3 separate regions of the Homo sapiens genome follow, and all the other regions are linked to region 2. The links are chromatin loops, found by intact Hi-C in ENCODE. Cell type or tissue: PC-3. All regions are shown on one strand. Links, peaks and the distances in the headings refer to the core of each region. The heading gives the core; the rest is flanking DNA.

Region 1 (10,860 bases), core at 4,899-9,898, 460 kb before region 2:
TGGAAAATAAAACCATGGATAAGGGGAAACTACTGTATTTCACATATTATCACATTTTAGTTTCACAGTCACCTAAGAGACAGCTGCAATTATTTTTTTCAGTTTTACAGCCAAAGAGATGGAATTGGAGAGGATTAAATGACTTGCCCAATGTCACATAGCCACTTTATATCATTATAAAGACAGGAGTAAAACCCAGATCTGTGTGATTCCACATCCAGTACTTATCACCTCTTTACCTGATATTTCATACCTTCTATTAATTCACTCTTGTACTCCAAGAGAGCCTAAGATCCACTAGTTATGGTATGTATCTAATTCCAAGACTGTCAGGCTCTTGGATGGCCAAGCCCCAAACCCTTGCTGGAGGGCAAGTCATCCTGCCCCATCAAGCAGCCAGCTGGCCCCAGTTATGGTTTAGAAGGCTGAGCAACTCTTGTTTGGATTTTCTTTCTCTCTTTCTATTTTTTTTTTTTTTCCATGATGAGGTCAGTAGGTTAAGCACCCTCTGCTTTGGAAATCTTCAAGGCACTTGAAAAGACAAAGCTTTTTATATCTGCAGAAAAGGAGACCCCTGTCACATTAAGAGAAACAATGAGTGCTGGTTCTACCCCTCAGGCATCTGGGTCTTGCTTGCCTCCCCTAGCTCTTAGCTGTTCCTCCCCTGCTCCCTCAACCATCCCCTAAATTCACACTTGGTTCAGGAGAAAGTCATGGTTTTACAAATAGCTTCATGGTCATTGCTTTGAATTACCACAATCCCTTGGGTAAACTATGAGATTACAAAATTTAACTTTAAAAGCAGTTGCTTTATGGCCAGCCAAGTCATGATACTGTCATCTTATCTCACATTATGATGACCTCATCCTCCACTGTGGGCCTGAGATGCTAATCAAGAAAGGCCTAGACTTGGGGAGGTCCAGACAGTCAAGAGTCAGTGATGCCAACATCCGGAAAGCACAGTTTTGTCCTTCCTTCCTGGGGTGGTGAGGAGGAAGAAGCAACTGAGGGAACTGAGGAAGCATATGTTGCTGAACTCTGCTGCAGAGATTTTAGGTGGTAGTATGGCTATGCAAGCTTGTCTGGGTGGCATTGTAACCACCCAATGGGTTCTTTCTGCTCACTGCACAAACAAAACCAATTTACGGCATTGCAGTAGAAAAAGAGTTTAATTGACATGAGGCCAGCCACACCCTGTGGAAAACAGAGTTATTACTCAAATCTATCTCCTTGAAGGCTCAAAGGTTAGAGGTTTTTTTCAAAGGTACTCAGGGGGAAAAGGTGGGGTGGCTAGCCAATGGATGCTCGCTGCTAATTTGGCTGGGGGGTGCAATCATAGGGGCATGGCAAATGATCCTCTTATGTGCTGAATAGATTCTTGGTGGGGCCACTGGAGCAGTTGGCAAAGGATCCAGATGAAGCCTGGTATCAGACACGCAAAAAAAAAAAACCTGAACAGATATGTCAAAATGCCAATATTAGGTTCTACAATAGTGATGTCATCTGCAGGAGTAATTGGGGAAGTTGCATGTCTTGTGACCTTCAGAATAATGGCTGGCAATTGTTTATGTCTACACCTTAACAGAATTTAGGCTTCTATCCTCCTCCTAGCCTGGTGATCTTTGATTAGTTTTACAAAGGTGGTTGAGTTTTGGGAGAGGGCTATTATCATTGAAACTGGAAGCTAAATATCTCTCAAAGTTAGCTTGGCAGCTTGAAGGTTAAAAGAAAGGGGGCATTGGCTAGATCAGATCTCCCCTCTGCCACTATTTTCTCACTGATACAATTTTTGCAAAAGTGGTTTCAGTACTGTGATGATTTTCCAGTTCCATACCCTATCTAAGGCCATCTAACCCCCACTTATAGGTTTGTTCCCCCATCTCTACCAAACCCAGATTCTGGGATTCATCCTGCCCTGAATCAGTGAAAAACATAACTCCATCCATACCTCACCAGCTGAGGCTCAAGCAAGTGGCTTCTGGCTCAGCTATGATCTCAAAATTGCAGTCCAGTAACTGGGCTCTTGTCCCTTCCCTTATGTACAGGTACCGGCCTTGTACTCAGTTCCTGTGATGGGGCTTCTGTTTTATTCCCTCAATATCTGAGGCCCTGTAGTTCCCTAGGTACCCAAATTATTCCAGCATGGGAAAGGGTGTGTGGGGAGAAGGGGGCTTCCTGGCCAATCCTTTCAATCCCTGCCCAACCTGGGTCCTCTCCAGCAATTGGATTCCTTCAAATAAATTCACACATTTAAATTTTAAATGTTATCAGTTGGCTCCCTGGTAGGACAGATGAATGAACAAGCATTCATCCATTTCTGCCTATTTTCTCTCCTGTCTCTTCCTTATTTCTGTTAGTCATATTAATATTTTTACTTTATCTGGATTTTTAACACATTGGTAATGTTCCCCTGCTACTTGCAGCCGGTCCTTCTTGATGCCAGATCCCTACCTAGACCTTTGTCTACAGCCTGCTGCCAAACTCCCTGGATGCTGTCTCTGTCTCCCTGTGGGGGCACCTATCTCTTGCCTGCTGCCAGGCCTCCTTGGCCCTGACTATTGGGCCTAAAATCTACTCTGGGCCCGTTGCTGAAACCTCCTCTTGCCACCAACTCTGTTCCCCTTGGGTGTGCCTTTCTCCCTAGATTCTACTCTAAGGAGTTTCTGGCATGACCATCCCCAGCTGCCAAGGGACACAATGGCACTCTTAGCCAACCCTATTTCCAATATTTTTAAATAATATGGAGAAAATTCTTTTTTTTTTCCAGTTTTAACTGAGACAACATTAGAGTTTTTGTTTGTTTGAGACCAAGTCTCACTGGGTCGCCCAGGCTGGAGTGCAGTGGCACAAACTCGGCTCACTGCAACCTCCATCTCCTGGGTTCAGGCAATTCTCCTGCCTCAGCCTACTGAGTAACTGGGACTACAGGCGCATGCCATCTAATTTTTGTATTTTTAGTAGAGACCAGCTAATTTTTGTAGTTTTAGTAGAGATGGGGTTTCACCATGTTGGCCAGGCTGGTCTTGAACTCCTGACCTCCCAAAGTCTGGGATTACAGGAGTGAGCCACTGCGCCCGGCCAAAATTAGAGTTTTTTGAAATGTACTTTCACCAATAAGTTACAGTAGGGGGAATAACATGCGCCCAAAAGACCAGAAATTTAATGGTTTACAGAATAAATGTGCATGTAATCACAGATTAGATTGGATGACAGTGTATCAGGCCATTTAGATATTTTCTTTCCTCTACTCTTTCCCCCAAATCCCATTTCATTTATTTATTTTTAGAGACAGAGTCTCGCTCTGTTACCCAGACTAGAGTGCAGTGGTGTGATCATGGCTCACTGCAGACTTGACCTTGTGGGCTCAAGCAATTCTCCCACCTCAGCCTCCCAAATATCTGAGACTACAGGCATGCACCATCATACCCAGCTAATTTAAAAAAATTTTTTTTCATAGAGACTAGGTCTTGTTATGTTGCTCAGACTGGCATCAAACTCCTGAGCTCAAGCGATCCTCCTGCCTCAGCCTCCCGAAGGGCTGGGATTACAGGCGTTAGCCACCACACCCAGCCCCCAATCCCTTTTTAAAGGTTGTTTTGTTTTGTCCCAGGAAATGAGGGATTCAGCACTGTCACAGCCTCCTATTAAAAAAAAAAAAAAAAAGAGGCCAGACATGGTGGTTCATTCATGCCTGTAATCTCGGCACTTTGGGAGGCCAAGATGGGAGGATCGCTTGAGCCCAGGAGTTTGAGGCCAGCCTGGACAACATAGTGAGACCCCATTTCTATTCAAATAAAATTTTTAAAAAGACAGTAAATAAAAAATAATAATACAATTTCTTTTAAAATGACAGTGGACTGATAAGTAGCTAATAGTTCATGCCCAAAGGGAAAAAGACCCCATTTCACCTTTCCATGCCTCTTGCCATTGAGCAGGGCTTTGGCCTAGGCCTAAGCATGTCACAATCCTTACAGCCTCCAGACCTTACTCATGCCCTCCTACAAGCTGAATGCCACTCCCCCTTCACTCCATTTATCTGAACCATACTTATTCTTCAAAACGCCAATCTAGTATCACCTCTTCCAGGAAGCACACCGTTCTCCTACTTCTCAACCACCTGCCGCTGTTAAAATCTACCCCACACAATTTAGCACTTGACTCAGTCAACTCTTAACTCCTAATGTTTAATGTAAACTAGTTTAGACTCCACAATTAATACCATAAACATCCTTCTTGATCTCTCCCAGGGGCACTTAGCAAAAGTCTGAGCCTGTAGTTGGGGCTCAGCAAAGACATATTGAAGATACTCGTTCTCGAAAAAAATCAGGGGTTTCCATTCTTTTAGTATAAATGGTTAGAAAATGGAGTGTTCAAACACAGCCATCAAAAAAAAAAAAAAAAACATTCAGCATCCTGGGGAGCAGCTACCAAAGACACCACAGGTATTTCCAGGTCATTGAACCACAGAGTGTTAGAGCGGAAAGGAATCTCAATCATCTATTCCCAAACTTTTAAACGGGTGTATGAATACCCCTGGGGGTCCATGGCAGTGTGCCAAAGGGGTCCACAAAGCCACAGAATAAACATGGCATGCTTTTCTGGAGTATCAATTTTACTTGAGTATAAGAAATTTTAAAAATTTCTATATTAAAACAAATATAGCTATATCATGGAGGAGAATGCGAACACTGCTCTCATTTTTAGGATAGAACACAAGATCTCAAAGACACTTGGAGTTTGCAGTAGGCTGCTTTGGGTTACCCCATCCACCCCTCTCCCTTACCCACGCTGAGGATTTCATTTTCACTTTCCTCTGTCATTAGGGTTATTTTAGTGAAAACTAAATAAATAAAAGTTTGAGACAGATTGATGTAGTCCAACCCCTTTTTCGCAGTTAGGATAACTGAGTCCCACAGGTGAGAAATAATTACATTGAGTTCAGCGAGAGCTAGGACCACAGTCTGCCTCCATCAGAATGTACATTTCTTCCCAGTGACTTGCTCAGGTGACTACTGACTGCTGACTACACTTCCTTGCTAACTCTGTTCCACAGCTTGTACCTTTCAGGATTTTTTTTCTTTCCAAGGGTTATACATCCTATCCTTAGGGAAATGTGTAGCACCAGCAGCACTGAGAGCAGGCCACACCCTTCCCTCGCTACAGCTTCAAATGCAGTGAATAATGATGCATGAAATGCATGTAACTGATGAAATTCATACCCCTCCCAGAAATAGGATGAAAGCCAATAATATCAGGGTGAGAGAGGCAAAAAAGGGAAGAGGTCCTGCTAATCAGAGGCCATAGCCAGAAAGCAAAGAGCTGATTTCAAGATCTTGCTTTTTCCCTTCTTTTGTGTAAGACCACCTCAGCAAGCCTCCAAGGAAACCGGGGCCTCAGTTTCCTTGGAGGTGACCCCACCTGGCTTCCCTGTCTCCTTCAGACTAAGGGAATAAAATAATCACTTCAGGTAAAAACAGGAAGTGACTCTGAATTCAAAAGAACTGAACTTCACTGTCATGTATATTCTTATTAGCAGGGGCTGCCTATAGATTTTCATATTTACATACATTTATTCACACCTTAAACCCACAACTCTCACTGTTACACAGACATATGGAAATTCTTCTGCACACTGTCACAAATACAAACATAAGCACACATCTGTGTTGAGAAAACCAACATTATGATAGTCTGTCTCTACCCACACTTCTCCTCCCCCAACACCCAGCCCTAGATATACACCATTGAGACCCACATTCATATCACACACATCAGGTTGAGCAGTGATCCCAGTTGCCAGGGTTAGAGCCACATTCCATGGTGTTCCATTCCTCTCAAAGAACTAACAGATCATTTCACAAAAATATCATCACCTGCCAACTAATGTCAAGTTACAGCCAGAATTAATGGTACATTACCCACCCCCATTACAGGTAGGCTCACAGGAGAATGACACCAGAGACAAAAGAGATTTGTGGCTCAGTGTCACTGCAGGAGACTGACCAGACAGGTAAGATGGGGGGCTTGTCCCAGCCAAAGAGGTTTCCTTTCCTCTCTGGGCCCTAGAATTGGGGGTGGGAAAGTAGTCTGACTTTTCGCAGACTTCTCAAACTCTAGATACAGATCACCTAGGTTAAAAAAAAAATAAGAAAAAGACTGCTCCTTTCTTTATTTTTATTTTTTTCCAACTTTTATTTTAGTTTCAGAGGGTACACGTGCGGGCTTGTTACATAGGCAAATTGCATGTCATGGGGGTTTGGTGTACAGATTATTTCATCACCCAGGTAATAAGCATAGTACCCGATAGGTAGTTTTTTAGTCCTCACCCTCCTCCCACCCTCCACCCTCCACCCTCCACCTTCAAGTAGGCCCTGGTAAGACTCCTCTTTTAACATGGATTTTTTTTTTTTTTCCAGAAGATGATTGGGTCATGTTATGCTACTTTTTCTTTTGAATAAGACCCCAACTACTTCAGAAAAGTGTAGTGATCAACAGCATGGTCTCTAGAGCCGGATGACAGGTCTGAATTTCAGCCCCATCACATACTAGTTGTATGACCTTGAGCAAGTTATTTAACCTCTTTAGCCCTCAGTTTCACAGATCTGTTAAAAATCGGGATAATAATAGCATCTTCCTCGTGGTGGTATGATGTGATTTAAATTTAAAGCTCTTAGAAAAGTGCCTGGCCCTTAAGAGGCTCAATAAATGGAATTATACAAAGGAGTAATTTCCTGTTTTTCCCAGGCCTTCACTACCTCACTACCTGCTTGCCCACCCACAGCTGACAATGTGGTCACCCTGTTTCTGAGTCACGCCTTCTAGAGCCCAGAGAGAACAAGACTGGCCCAATATCACACAGAAAGATTAATAGGATTGGAATTGATTGCTTTGGGGTGACTCAGCAGGCCAGTGGCCAGTGTTCTTATCTACTTCATCTCCTCCTTAGGAAAAAATGAGCATAGTTAGAGGAAACCTTGGGAGGAAATATGGCTGGGGCCAGGCAGGATGTAAATAATATTAAGAACAATGACAACTTAATATGTGCCAGGCACAGCTTTAAGTACTTTCTGTGTATTTTATTCAAACCTCACAGCAACCCTATGAATTGATAACTACCATCATCACCTGCATCATACCTAAGAGAAAACTGAGGCTCCAACACCTAGAATGGCTTAAAGCTGGGGTTATGAACCCAGGCAGTCTAACACCAGAGATGGAGTGTTCAACCACTACACTATACTGCTTTCCACATAAAGCAAAGAAAACAGAAGGAGAGAGGAGGCAGGAACAAAAGACAATGGAGCGATACAAGTTCTTTTTGAAGTAAGTTGATTGAGGCAGTCTAGTGTTTTGGTTAAGCACTAATTTAAGACCAAGGTTTAAAAAGTAACTGGGTTTAAGGCTTGCCTCTGCTACTAGTTATTGATTTTCTTTGGACCTTAGCTTCCTCATCTGTAAAATGGATTTCATAGGCCAGGCGTGATGGTTCACATCTGTAATCCCAGCACTTTGGGAGGCCAAGGCAGGAGGATTGCTTGAGGCCAGGAGTTTGAGACCAGCCTGGGCAACATAGTGAGACCTCATCTCTACAAAAAACAATTGTTTTTTAATTAACTGGGCGTGGCGGTACCTGCTTGTAGTCCTAGATACTCAGGAGGCTGAGGTGAGAGGATCTCTAGAGACCAGGAGTTCAAGGCTATACAGGGAGCCATGATTGTGCCACAGCACTCTAGCCTGAGTGACAAAGTGAGATCCTGTCTCTAAAAAAGTAAATAAATAAAAATAAAATAAAATAATTAAAAACTAACTAGTATTTCTTAGAGTTGTGATAAGGTTTACAGAAGATAATGCACATAACATGCCAAGGGCAGTACTTAACACACCTACATAAGTACTCAGTAAGAGCAACTAATGTCATTGGTTATTCCACCTTCAGGATTTGCCTAGCTATACAGCTCCCCCTGCCCGTTCCCAGGGAATACCAATTAGGAAGGAAAAAAATTGTAAATTGTCCAGAAAATGAAGAACTGGGCAGAGTAACAGTTCTAGACATCCTTTCCCATCTCTCAGGGGTATGTGTGGGCATGGGGTGGGGGGTGGTTAGCGAGCACCAGCATTATTAGCATCACTGTCTCCTTTCTCAAGGAACAGAGCCTGCCAGATTATCCCCCAGCCTTTGGTTGCTTATAGACTGAGTCAGAACTCTTTTTTTCCTTCAGTTTTGTTTTTCCACATCCTTTTCACATCAACCCTGTGAGGTATTGGGAAAGGAGGAAGTAATCTCAAATGTGTTAAATGTCTTCCATGTGGTGGACACAATGCTGGCACTTTCCATCAGTGCCCAATACCTCACAATACCACTGTGAAGGGATGCACTTATCCTCACTTTATAAATGATGTCCTGAATCCAGGGAAGGTTTGCTTTCTTTATTAACGTACATTTTCCTCTCATCCGATATATTCAATACTACTCTGGTCTGAGGTTGCATCCTGCTGAGGATTTTCCGTAAACTAAACTATAGGGAAATTTCACTGTCCTCAACATGCCAATCTTTGCATAATCCTAAATCCCATGAGTTGAGAATAATTTGCCACCAGTGGAGCTGAGATCAATTTATGACTCTGCTATTTACTTGTTAGGATTCTGTACTAGTCACTTAACCTCCCCCTCTATTTCCTCATTTCTAATATGGGGATAATGACAACTTCTGCTCCATGAGGTTGTGAAAATAAAATAACTTCCTTGAAAGTGCTCTGTCAACTGAGATGCTTGACATGGAAACATTATTTAAAACAGAACCATCAGATCGCTTAATCTCAAAAGAGCCCCAGATGGGCAATGGAATACCTGTATCTCTGACCTTCGATCAAGTAGGACTCCAGATTTGCCAACTGCGGTTGGCGACTTTGGGAATGTTGGGGGACAGAGAATGCAGAAATACCCTGAAGTGGCTGTTGAGGAAATGATCTTTGCCATAATCAGTGTGTAATCTATATCATCATGGAGACATCTAAATCTTTTATATAACATGCTTCTCAAAGCAGTTTCATTTATACTATTTCATGTGGCACTCAATACTCATTTGAGGTACTGAGCACTGATGGAAAGTGCCCAGCATTGTGTCCACCACATGGAAGACACTTAACACATTTGAGATTAAATTAAAATTGTTCCACTTGCTTCGTTACAACTTTCCTCTTCCCGCAAGTGGTTCATCTGAATTTGCAAAATCCTTCCCATCTTCCCTTTGGGGCCCATTCATTACAAAGGACACCTTAGTCCAGAACCAGGCCCTAAACCTCCAGATGAGTCTTTCTGAATCCACACAGCACTGTGCACTTGACACTGTCTTGTACTCCAGTCATTTATGTACTTGTCTTAACCTCTTCCCTTCCTTTTCCACCTTCCCACTAAATTCAAAAACTCTTTGAAGAAGGAAGAAAGAAGAAAGATTGATTTCTTTGTATTTCACCAACCTAATAGTTGCTTTATGTCAGTCTCATTTTATAAAGCTTTTAATTATGGAAATTTTCATATGTAATTTCATATATATATATAAAGTATAATTAAACACCAATATACCCCTCACCCAGCTTAACAATTAGCGACACAAGGACAATAATCGCATCTATACCTCCACTCCTTCTGCCTTCTTACTTTGAATAATTTAATAGCAAATCCCAGACAGCGTATGATTTCATCCATAAATACTTCAATATGAATGACACTTTCTGCATTTCTGTGTCCCCTACAATTGGAAGATGACTTGCATCTATGTCCGCTGCTACTGGGAGCACCTCAGATTATTTCTGAGTGTGCCTATTATGTGCCGCATCTTGTGCTTGGCTTCAGAGGTTCTGTCTGAGCTGCAGAGGCACAACAGTACCAAGCCACAATACTCCCAAACGAGAATTGCTACGGTTCCAGGGGAGTGAGCTCAGGGTGCACGTGGGAGCCCAGGAGTAGGACCCTGAATTGCACTAAGTGAATTGAGCGGAATCGGTTTTCTCATCTCATGGTGACCCTGAGTTCAAAGTTGCCACGAGACTAGGGGTCGCCAGCAGGAGGCGCTGCAAAGAGAGGGGATGGCGCGGGGCTCCCTGTGTTCAGTTTCTCCTGAGGGAGCCTGGGAAGGCAGCCATCGCCGGCTGCGGGTGAAAACCAAGTAACAACACCCTTTCACAGGCGATCGGGACGCCGAGTGCCAGGGCCCAATAGGTGCCCCAGGATTCAGGTTCGGGGCACAGGTGCAGGGGTGCAGGGCAGGTCTGGCACCTGCTCCCCAGGACTTCTGGACGCTGCCCGTTGACCTGGCTGCCGCCGGTTCCTGTCCCAACTGCCGCTCTTCCTGATAGAATATCTCGGAGCAAGGCACTGGACAGAACGAGGAAACACCTGTTTCCAACAAGAAACGAGGTAGGGGGGAAGCCCCCACCAGGCTTCCAATGGCCTCTCATTGAGCTTGCTCTCGAGAGCCTCTTAAAAGCGCGCCCAGAAAGCCAGCGGAGATCATTTTTCAAAAAGATCGCTTTCTATTTCTTACTCCCCCTCTCCTTTTCCTAAGCCTAAGCTGTAACGTCTCTTTCTTTAAAAAAATAAAAATTCATCTTTCCTCTGAGGGGTTTCCCGCTCCTCTCAGACCCCGTAAGGCCCTCCCCTTGGAATCTGCAAGGACCACCACCCCCAACCCCAAATTTTGCAACTGCATTGGCTTCCAGGTTTTTCACTTCCTCGGTACCCCGCCAACCTATACAGGTAGGAATTAGGACTTGGGGGCCGTGGAACAAAGAAACCAGGGAGTCCCTGTCCCGGGTCAGATGCCCTTTCCGCAGCCTCCGACCAACTGGGGAACAAGAGGA
Region 2 (5,000 bases), core at 1-5,000:
CTTTAATTGCAGGTTATAGACAGCAAATTCCTTCTTTTTATTCATTATTTTGTTTGGGGGATGGGTACAAAAGTAAGGTTGTAAAGAAGGAAAACACCAACAAGATAAAATCAATCTGCCTACAATTTGGATTTATTTTGATGGTGTGGAAAATATTATATGACTATTATTTTAGGCGCTACTGGATAAAAAAACCAGGAAATTAATTTCAGTATGTTGGAGAGACAAGGAGATGGGATGGAAAGAAAAATAGCTGGTTCCGAAGTGAAGAGATGTGAAATACAGATGTGAAAAAAAGTTAAATCATTTATGGAAACTTATATTAAGAAAATGCAGGCCGGGTGCGATGGCTCATGCCTGTAATCTCAGCACTTTGGGAAGTCGAAGTGGGTGGATCACCTGAGGTCAGGAGTTCAAGACCAGCCTGACCAACATGGCAAAACCCCCGTCTCTACTAAAAATTTAAAAATTAGCCCGGTGTGGTGGCGCAGGCCTGTAATCCCAGCTACATGGGAGTCTGAGGCAGAAGAATCGCTTCAACCCTGGAGGCGGAGTTTGCAGTGAGCTGAAATCGTGTTATCACACTCCAGCCTGGGCAACAAGAGCGAAACTCAATCTCAAAAAAAAAAAAAAAGGAAAGAAAAAAGAAAAAATGCAAAATAAAAGTACACTGAGACATACTGTATGATTCAATCTATATATGACATTCTGGAAAAGGCAAACTCATTGGTACAGAGAACAGATTAGTGGCTGCCAGGGGCTAGGGGTAGGGAAAAGGGTTGATCACAAAGAGGTCAAACAAGGGTGTTTTTATGATGCTAGAGCTATTCTGTCCTTAATTGTGGTGGTGGTGACACAATTGTATGCATTTGTCAAAACGCATAGAACTGTACACCAAAAAGTGAATTTTACTATGTGTATGTTTTAAAAATAAAAATTTTAAAGTTTAAAAGGGATATCTTACCTATCATATTGGCAAAAATCCAAAAGCTTGACACTACATGCTATTAGCAAGGCTGTGGGGAGTCAGGCACCCTTTATATTAATACGTTGCTGGTGGGAAGGCAAAACGTTACAACATCTATAATTTGGCAATATCTAAAAAAACTACACATATATTTATCCTTTAATCCAGCAATCCCACTTCTAGTAACCTACCTTGGAGAGAGACATCCAGCAATATGAAAATATGTGTGCACAAAGTTATTCATTTCAGCATTATTGAAATTGAAATATTCTTGAAACTACCTAAATATTCCAACATAGGAGATTGACTGAATATACTATAGCACATATACACCACAGATTTTGCAGCTGTAAAAAAGGAATGAGGAAGACTTATGTAAAATGATAATGGATTTTTATGCTACATTTGTATAAAATAGAGAAATAAGAAAACATACAGGTATTTGCCTATTTTTGCAAAAGGAAACACACAAGATAAACCAGAAAGTAATGAAATCGGTTACCTATAGGAATTGGTGGAAATGGAATGCAACAGTTAGGGGAGGGAATGACACTTCTCTAAGTACACTAGTCTGTTTAGTTTTGACTTTTGGAATAATGTTAATATTTTCAATAGTCAAAATGTATAATCAAAGCATTTAGTTTTACACGATGAAAAAGTCTTAGAGATGAATAATGGTGATAGTTGCACAACAATGTGAATGCCATTAATGCCACTGAACTGTATGTATTTTATTTTTTTTGTTTTGGGACAGGTCTCAGGCTAGAGTGCAGTGGTGCGATCTTGGCTCACTGTAACCTCCGCCTCCCCGGTTCAAGCAAGTCTCATGCCTCAGCCTCCCGAGTAGCTGGGATTAGAAGCATGTGCCACCATGCCCAGCTAATTTTTTGTATATTAGTAGAGACGGGGTTTTGCCGTGTTGCCATTTCTTTTCTTTCTTTTTTTTCTTTTCTTTTCTTTTCTTTTTTTTTTTTGAGACGGAGTCTTGCTCTGTCACCAGGCTGGAGTGCAGTGGTGGTATCTTGGCTCACTGCAACCTCCGACTCCCTGGTTCAAGCGATTCTGCCGCCTCAGTCTACAGAGTAGCTGGGATTACAGGCACATGCCACCACGCCCAGCTAATTGTTGGTATTTTTAGTAGAGATGGGGTTTCACCATGTTGGCCAGGATGGTCTCGATCTCCTGACCTCGTGATCCGCCCACCTCGGCCTCCCAAAGTGCTGGGATTACAGGCGTGAGCCACCGCGCCAGGCCTAACAGCTTTCTTTTCTTTCTTTCTTTTTGAGACGTAGTCTCGCTCTGTCGCCCAGGCTGGAGTCCAGTGGCACGTTCTCGGCTCACTGCAACCTCCGCCTCCCGGGTTCAAGTGATTATTCTGCCTCAGCCTCCTGAGTAGCTGGGATGACAGGCGCGCGCCACCACGCCGGCTAATTTTTGTATTTTTAGTAGAGACGGGGTTTCACCATCTTGGCCAGGCTGGTCTCGAACTCCGACCTCGTGATCCGCCCACCTTGGCCTCTCAAAGTGCTGGGATTACAGGCGTGAGCCACCGCGCCCGGCCAATAGCTTTCCAAAGTTATTTTATCACGTATTTATCTACATATTACAGAAGTTTTTACTGTTCTTGCAACTTTTCTCTAAACTTGACGTTATTTGAAAACTAAAAGCTAAGCCAATTAGTATAGTAGTAATAGCAGACAAAAAAAATGAGAGAAGTAAAGGAAGTTTTGGGGGAACAGAAAGAAGAAAGAGCTAGTGTGGAGATACTAAACCGAAGCTTGTGGAACTTGAACGCCATTTTGAAGCTAGTTCCTTAGACGATTCGGTCGAAGATCTGTCTCTCGGCTGCCCTCTATAGAGCTCTAAACCTGGCTTCAAGGAGTTCTTTCATTCTTCATTAGATACCACCCACCATACGTCATTTTATAAAGCCGGAAACTACATTTCCCAAAAGGCCTTTATTTTTCCTCGCGGGAAAAGGGATTGCAATTACTATAGGTTTTACAGGTATCGCGAGATTTCGTCAAATCTCATTACGGATCCCGGCTGAAAGCCATTTTGTTTTTCAGCTCACTTCAAGGGTACCTGAAGCGAATTGGCACCAAAGCAGCAGCTGTATTGCCGCAGTTCTAGCTTCACCTTCACGATGTTTCCCTTGGTCAAAAGCGCACTAAATCGTCTCCAAGGTGAGCAAAAATTATGACAAATCATTTACAACAACCTTATATCAATGTGTCCTCGCGGCCTCTCGTGTGCTTTCCTTTTACGAACATCTCGGCCTTCTAATCTTGAATGCTGTCTGTCTCCCATCTCGTCCCAAGTCATTGGGATGATGTCCTTAGCATTGGCTTTATCACCCAGTATTTCTGTTTCGGTTTCCAGCTCTCTTTCTGTTATCGGAGTGATAGTCTAGCCCTGCTTTTTAATTCTTCAGTAACCTTTGATTTCAGGGAAGGACATTCTTGGTAGACACCTCGTTCCTTAAGTGATGTCCTACATTTTAGCTTTGGGGATATGTTTACTCCTAACCCTGTATAGAAAAATATCTTCTCCAATTCCTATTACTGTAATAGACGGAAACTGTAAATCTAGCTCTTCACCTGGTTTAATTGCAGGGAAACAACCCAAATGGTATCGATGCAGCTTTGAAGTTATTTGTGGATTAACAATGTTAGCTGGCCAGGCGCGGTGGCTCACACTTGTAATCCCAGCACTTTGGGAGGCCAAGGCGGGCGGATCCCCTGAGGTCAGGAGTTCGAGACCAGCCTGGCCAACATAGTGAAACGCCGTCCCTACTAAAAATACAAAAATTAGCCGGGCGTGGTGGTGGGCGCCTGTAATCCCAGCTACTTGGGAGGCTGAGGCAAGAGAATCGCTTGTACCCGGGAGGCGGAGGTTGCAGTGAGCCAAGACTGCTACTGCACTCCAGCCTGGGCAACAAGAGCGGGACTCCGTCTCGAAAACAAAAACAAAACAATGTTAGCTGTCCTGAAGGCAATCGTGGTCATTTTTTTCTTATCCAAAGGTTGGGCAGGTACAGGGAGTTTTGAGACCAGCATTATGTAGAGAAAATGCAATAGATTGAGGAGAACAAATTAATTTTCATACTTGATTTGCACCGAAGGTGACCTTGAGTAACGTGGGCAGTTGTTACACAATGAAGGTGACCCGTAATTACTATTTAGTTTGTTTAGCCATCTTTTGATTTTCACTTAATAGAATCATTGGAGGATATTATTAGATTGTGTCCTAAACTCTTAAGCAACTTTGAAAATAACCACAAAATATTAGCTGGACTATTTTCATATTCCCAAAGTAGCATTTATTATCTCTTTTACTTTGGGCATATGATTTAGCCTCTCTCAACCTCAGTTTCCTTCTTTGTAAAATAAGTAATTTGTAAATAATGCCTACTTCATGGGGTTGTTGAGGATTATATGAGATCACCAATGTGTGGTAATTAAACAGTTGTCACAGAGGAGAGGTCTGATGAAATCCACCAGAGTTACATGAGTGTGTTGAAGTTATGAGATGTTGCAGAATTTTTTGGTAGTCTTAATTTCTTTGCTCTTTGAGCAAATAGGGCCACCTTGTACCTCAGGAAAGGTTTTTTGTTTTTTTTTCAGCGTGGAATTCACATGCCCACTTTTTATCTTTTCTGGAGCAGAATATATTATGAAATATTTGTAAATTTGCCTATCCCGGTGTGACTAAAAGATGAAAAGGGAAAGCTATGTAAGACAGTTAGAAGATCTGATAATGGTCTAATAACTATCATGAAGTAACCCATTGTACCATGTAGAAATATTCATTGCTAGTGAATGGGCAACATTGCAGTTTCTTTTTTTTTTTTTTGAGACAAAGTTTCGCTCTTGTTGCCCAGGCTGGAGTGCAGTGGCTCAATCTTGGTTCACTGCAATCTCCGTCTCCTAGGTTCAAGTGATTCTCCTGCCTCAGGCTCCCTAGCTTTTCATTATATATGTAAGTACCTTTGGAGGCTCTTTAAAACGATAAGAACCTGCCCCTTAAATTG
Region 3 (5,000 bases), core at 1-5,000, 240 kb before region 2:
TCTGTTCTCAGTTTATCATCTTTAAGAATCTTCCGAATTTTCTTTCTGCCTTTTCCAGGAGACTTGGAATCATCATTTTCATCTTCCTCCTCCTCTTCCTCCTCCTCCTCCTCTTCCTCCTCCTCTTCTTTTTCCTCCTCTTCTTCCTCAGAATTACTCTACAGAATTTAAACAATTAGAGGTAAACAGTACAAAGTCATTTAATTTATCCATTTCATATTCCATTAATTAACACAGCAGGAAAAGGTGGAAGAAAACATGCTGAAAACCTTTAGAATTATATTCAGCAATAGAGTAGTATTAAAAAAAAAAAAACAACTCTTCGGCCGGGCACGGTGGCTCACACCTATAATCCCAGCACTTTGGGAGGCCGAGGCGGGTGGATCACAAGGTCAGGAGATAGAGACCATCCTGGCTAACACGGTGAAACCCCGTCTCTACTAAAAATACAAAAAAAAAAAATTAGCCGGGCATGGCAGTGTGCGCCTGTAGTCCCAGCTACTCAGGAGGCTGAGGCAGGAAGATGGTGTGAACCCAGGAGGCGGAGCTCGCAGGGAGCCGAGATCGTGCCATCAGACTCCAGCCTGGGCGACAGAGCGAGACTCTGTCTCAAAAAAAAAAAACAACTCTTCAACACCTATTAAAAAAAACAAACAACTCAATTAAAAATGGGCTACCAACTAGAATAAACATTTCTCAAAAGAAGATATAAGCATATGAAAAGATGTTGAATATCACCAGTCATTAGGAAAATACAAAACAAAACCACAAAGAAATGCCACTTCCCACTCATTAGGATGTTTCTTGTTAAAAAAAAAAAAAAAAAGAAAAAAAGAAAAAAAGAAAGAAACAAAGGAAGTGTTGGCAAAGATGCAGACAAATTGGAATCTTGGTACATTGCTAACGGGAACGTCAAATGTTACAGATACCAGAGAAAAACAGTGTGGAGTTTTCCAAAAGTTAAACATACAACTACTATATGATGTAGCAATTCCATTTTTCCATATATACCTAGAATAATTAAAAACAGGGACTCAGATATGTAAACACCCATATTCATAGCAGTATTATTCAAAATAGCCGAAAGGTAGAAACAACCCAAATGTCCATCAACAGATGACTGGGCTAACAAAATGTGGCACACACTTACAATGGAATATTATTCACCTTAAAAAGGGAATGAAATTCTGATATATGCTAAAACATGGATGAACCTAGAAAATATTATGTCAATGAAATAAGCCAGACACAAAAGGACAAATATTGCATGATTCAACTTATATATATGAGGTACTTAAAATACACAAATTCTTGGAGACATAAATGAAAATAGAGGTTACCAGGGGATGGGGGATAGAAGGAAATGGTGTTAATGTTTAATGAGTGAAGAGTTTCTGCTTGTGAATATAATTAAGGCCACTGAACTGTACATTTTAAAATATTTTAAAAGTTAATTTTCAAAAGACAAATATCCCTCTGAAGAGCATTGTGTTGACAGAATCAAACATATTACAGACACCTTTTACTTTATGTAAGCCTGCTTAAATACAAAAATTCAAATTGGCTGATTTCACTATGAGAAGAAATTTATTCATATATGAGTCATCATTCAGGATAGTATTTTGTCTTCAGAAAATAGAACACTCACATCACTACAAATGTAAAATAATGAATTAGAATGGCTTAAATAAAATTCCATTAGAAATTAAGGAATAGAAAAAAATGATAATGTCAAATCAATACTTTTACATATATATATTCAATAACCAATCCTTCCACAAGTGTAAAATGTAAATAAGCCAGTACAATACAATGAATGAATGGAACAGAGAGGTAACAGCATAATTACCATAGTCTACTGTACTGGTTATAATTCAAGCATGTGGTAAATGTCATTATTACCTTGTTTTCACTGGATGAATCTTCTTGAACCTTAATACGTCGCCTTTTCTTTTTCTGTTTATAGCTCCGCTGATTTTCTTCCAACTCTGCTTTCTTTGCAGACCTGACGAAAATTTAAAACACAAAATAAAATATTTCATGATAAACTTCCATCAATAAGTTATGTACTATTTTAAAACTGTTCTACCTCTGTATGCATTCCTAAAAACAAACAGAAAAAAAATCAATAGGTTCAAAATGGATATTCCAGCAGCAGCCTAACCCTTCATTTTAATCCAATGATCAACATTTTACAGTATCCTGAGGGGAGGTTTGTTATATGAGTAAGAAGATGCATAAAAGGACATTAAGACTATTCTTCTAGTATAAAATACAAACAGCCAATAGACATACTAAAAAACATTCATCATCACTAAAAAAAAGCAGATTACAAATTTGAATACTGTTTTCTTCATAACAGGTCACAGAGATTTAAAAAAAAAAGTAACAACTTTTGGTGAGAAAAATATTTCTGGGCTTAGAAATTGGTACACAAAGCTACATTAATCCAGACAAAATAACCACTGTCAGTAAGGATGTGGAGAAAGTGAAACCCTGTTCACTATTAATGGAAATGTAAAATGGTGCAGCTGCTATGGAAACATTATGGCAGTTCGTCAAAAAATTAAAAATAGAATTACCATGCAATTCCTTTTCTGGGTATATACCCAAAAGAAATGAAAGCAAGGACTTGAAGAGATATTTCTACACCCATGTTCAAAGCAGCATTATTCATGATAGCCAAAAGGTTACAAATCAAATGTCCATCAACAAATAAATTGATAAACAAAACGTGGTATACAATGGAACATTAAGTCTTTAAAAGGAAGAAAATTCTGAAACATGCCTCAACATACATGAAGCTGGAGCACATGATGCTAAGTGAAATAAGCCAGTCAAAAAAGACAAATACTGTATGATTCCACTTATATGAGGTTCCTAGAGTAGTAAAATTCATAGAGACAGAAAATAGAATGGTGGTTGCCAGGGGCTTCAGGGAAGAGGAAAAAGAGAGTGGTTTAATGAGTAACATTTCAATTTTGCAAGGGGAAAAGGTTTTGGAGATTGGTTCAAAAAAAGTGAATGTACTTAACACTACTAAGCCATACACTTAAAAATCGTTAAGATGAAAATAAAAATTCCCAGTAATACCATGAAAGAAAAAAAATGGTTAAGATGGTAAATGTTATGTGCATTTTACCACTATTAAAAATAATCATTAAAGAAAGAATGAAGTACTGATACAGGCTACAACATGGATGAACCATGAAAACATTATGCTAAGTGAAAAAAAAATCCATTCATAAAAGGATATACATTATATGAATCAACTCATGCAAAATATCCAGAACAGGCAAATCCATAGAGACAGAAAGTAGATTTTAGTGTTTATTAGAGTACGAGGGCATGGGGAATGGAAAATGACTGCTAGTAAGTACAGGGTTGTTTTCTTGGATGATGGAAATGTTCAGAAATTATAGAGTGGTGTTTGTTGCACAACTTTGCAAATATTCTGAAGACCACTGTATTCCACAGTATAACATGCTGAATTGTATCTTGGTTTAAAAAAAAAAAAAACCTCTCATCATATCTTATCATTTTCATTTTATATTGACTTAAAGTATAATATATTGCTATATTCTAAGCACAACCTGGTAAGTATTAACCTAAAAAAACCTCGAATGTTCTAAAACTTACAAATGCAGATAGACACCTTTGTAGACATACATACACAAACACACACAGATTGTTCATTTGATAAACTGTAGAAAGATTATGTTATTCTGGGGGAAATAAGAAAATTGTAGTAGTAGTATTATCTAACATACCATACTAAGAAGGAAGCCAAATTTTAAATTACAGGTAATCTAGATCAGTGACTGTTCGTGTTACAAGAACAAGCATATCATTATTACTGTAGTACTACTGAGACCAATAATTTATATATTGAGCACTTACTATTTGCCAGGTAGGTACTATTATAAACCTTGTACACGTATTGTCTCATTTAATGCCCACAATAGTCAGTCAAGTATATTGTAATCCCCCACTTTACAGATGAGGAAACTGAAGCATAGATTATTTATACAAACAGAAAGTAGAAAAGCCCAAAGTTAGACTGAGGCAGTTTTTCTATAAAGCCTCTTTACTATTATCCTACAATTTCCCCCGTAACAATAAAACACTGCAGACACGAGTGGTTTTGCAGACTGAAAATCTACCCAGGTTAGAATACATAATTCAACTACACATAAAATATGCTTAGATTCTTTTTAAACTATTAAGTATAACAATTAGTTTCAAATCAAAATATTATATATCACACTAACTTAACTTTATTGGTAACAGTAACCATATAAATCATTTGAAGGCATGGTCATTCAGATTAATTCCTAAAATTTTTTAAAAACCAATTATAATACCTTGTTCTGGGCCGCTGTTCATCTTCGGATTCACTAACTTCTTCACTAACTCCTGATTCCTGAAAATCAGAATCTTCTGAATCTTCACTGCTCACTTGAATTTTAAAAAATACATAAAATTATTAATTATTTTTCAATAGAAACCTAATTCACTTAATTTACCACTGACTCGACATTAAAACAGAGCATTGTAAGAACATCAGAGGTATATATGTGAATGGATAATACATAATATAGAATATACCAGTTAATGCTTTACATGATATACATAAAATTCAGATGTATTTCTAATGTAATTATAAAACTGTGGTTGTACATTAAAATATAAGTATTCAATTGTATATGAATTGACAGAATAAGAATAAATTACCTGTCAATAAAATATATGTAATTACCAAAGGTAAATTAATGAAAAAGAAGTTTGGCTATTCAAAACAAGCAAGGTAGGCTGGCCAAGATGGAGTAAGATTACAGATTGTCTCCACCAATGATGACACAACCGAAGAACTCGGAAAGGGAAACAATAATAGGCAGATTGGAGACTGAAATCAAAACTTGAATAATGACCCCTCTACAATTGGTGGAGGGGAGAGAGCTGTGAGGGCGTATGGTTATTTTCTTTCTTTGTTTCCTGGT

What was found. Peaks named below come from ENCODE experiments on the same cell type or tissue, not always from the same donor. Only the 100,000 strongest peaks of a DNase experiment are listed, where the experiment ranks them.
Region 1: it touches region 2 in a loop (7-fold over the local background); 6 of 110 quality-filtered maps call a loop at or near these places.
Region 3: a loop joins it to region 2, with 2.9 times the contacts of the local background. A loop is called at or near these places in 5 of 110 quality-filtered maps.

What each region holds. Positions count from the first base shown.
Region 1 is chrX:77,436,058-77,446,917 of GRCh38, forward strand. No RefSeq gene overlaps it. Among named protein-coding and RNA genes, the nearest start is that of FGF16, 5.9 kb to the right of the region's middle. RefSeq lists an enhancer at 10,230-10,419. In PC-3, for the core only: a CTCF peak has its summit at 7,957; a DNase peak (open chromatin) is centred at 6,864; H3K27ac peaks cover 2,870 bases.
Region 2 is chrX:77,896,441-77,901,440 of GRCh38, forward strand. It overlaps COX7B (cytochrome c oxidase subunit 7B), which reads left to right and starts at 3,028. Exons shown (of 3, transcript NM_001866.3): 1 at 3,028-3,153. The coding sequence starts at 3,114. RefSeq lists an enhancer at 2,982-3,231. In PC-3, for the core only: a CTCF peak has its summit at 2,822; a DNase peak (open chromatin) is centred at 2,911; H3K4me3 peaks cover 2,765 bases; H3K27ac peaks cover 1,363 bases.
Region 3 is chrX:77,652,196-77,657,195 of GRCh38, forward strand. ATRX (ATRX chromatin remodeler) reads right to left here. Exons shown (of 35, transcript NM_000489.6): 13 at 4,365-4,458; 14 at 1,903-2,005; 15 at 1-158. Among named protein-coding and RNA genes, the nearest start is that of ATRX, 130 kb to the right of the region's middle. In PC-3, for the core only: no CTCF peak of the experiment used is centred there; no DNase peak of the experiment used is centred there; H3K27ac peaks cover 336 bases.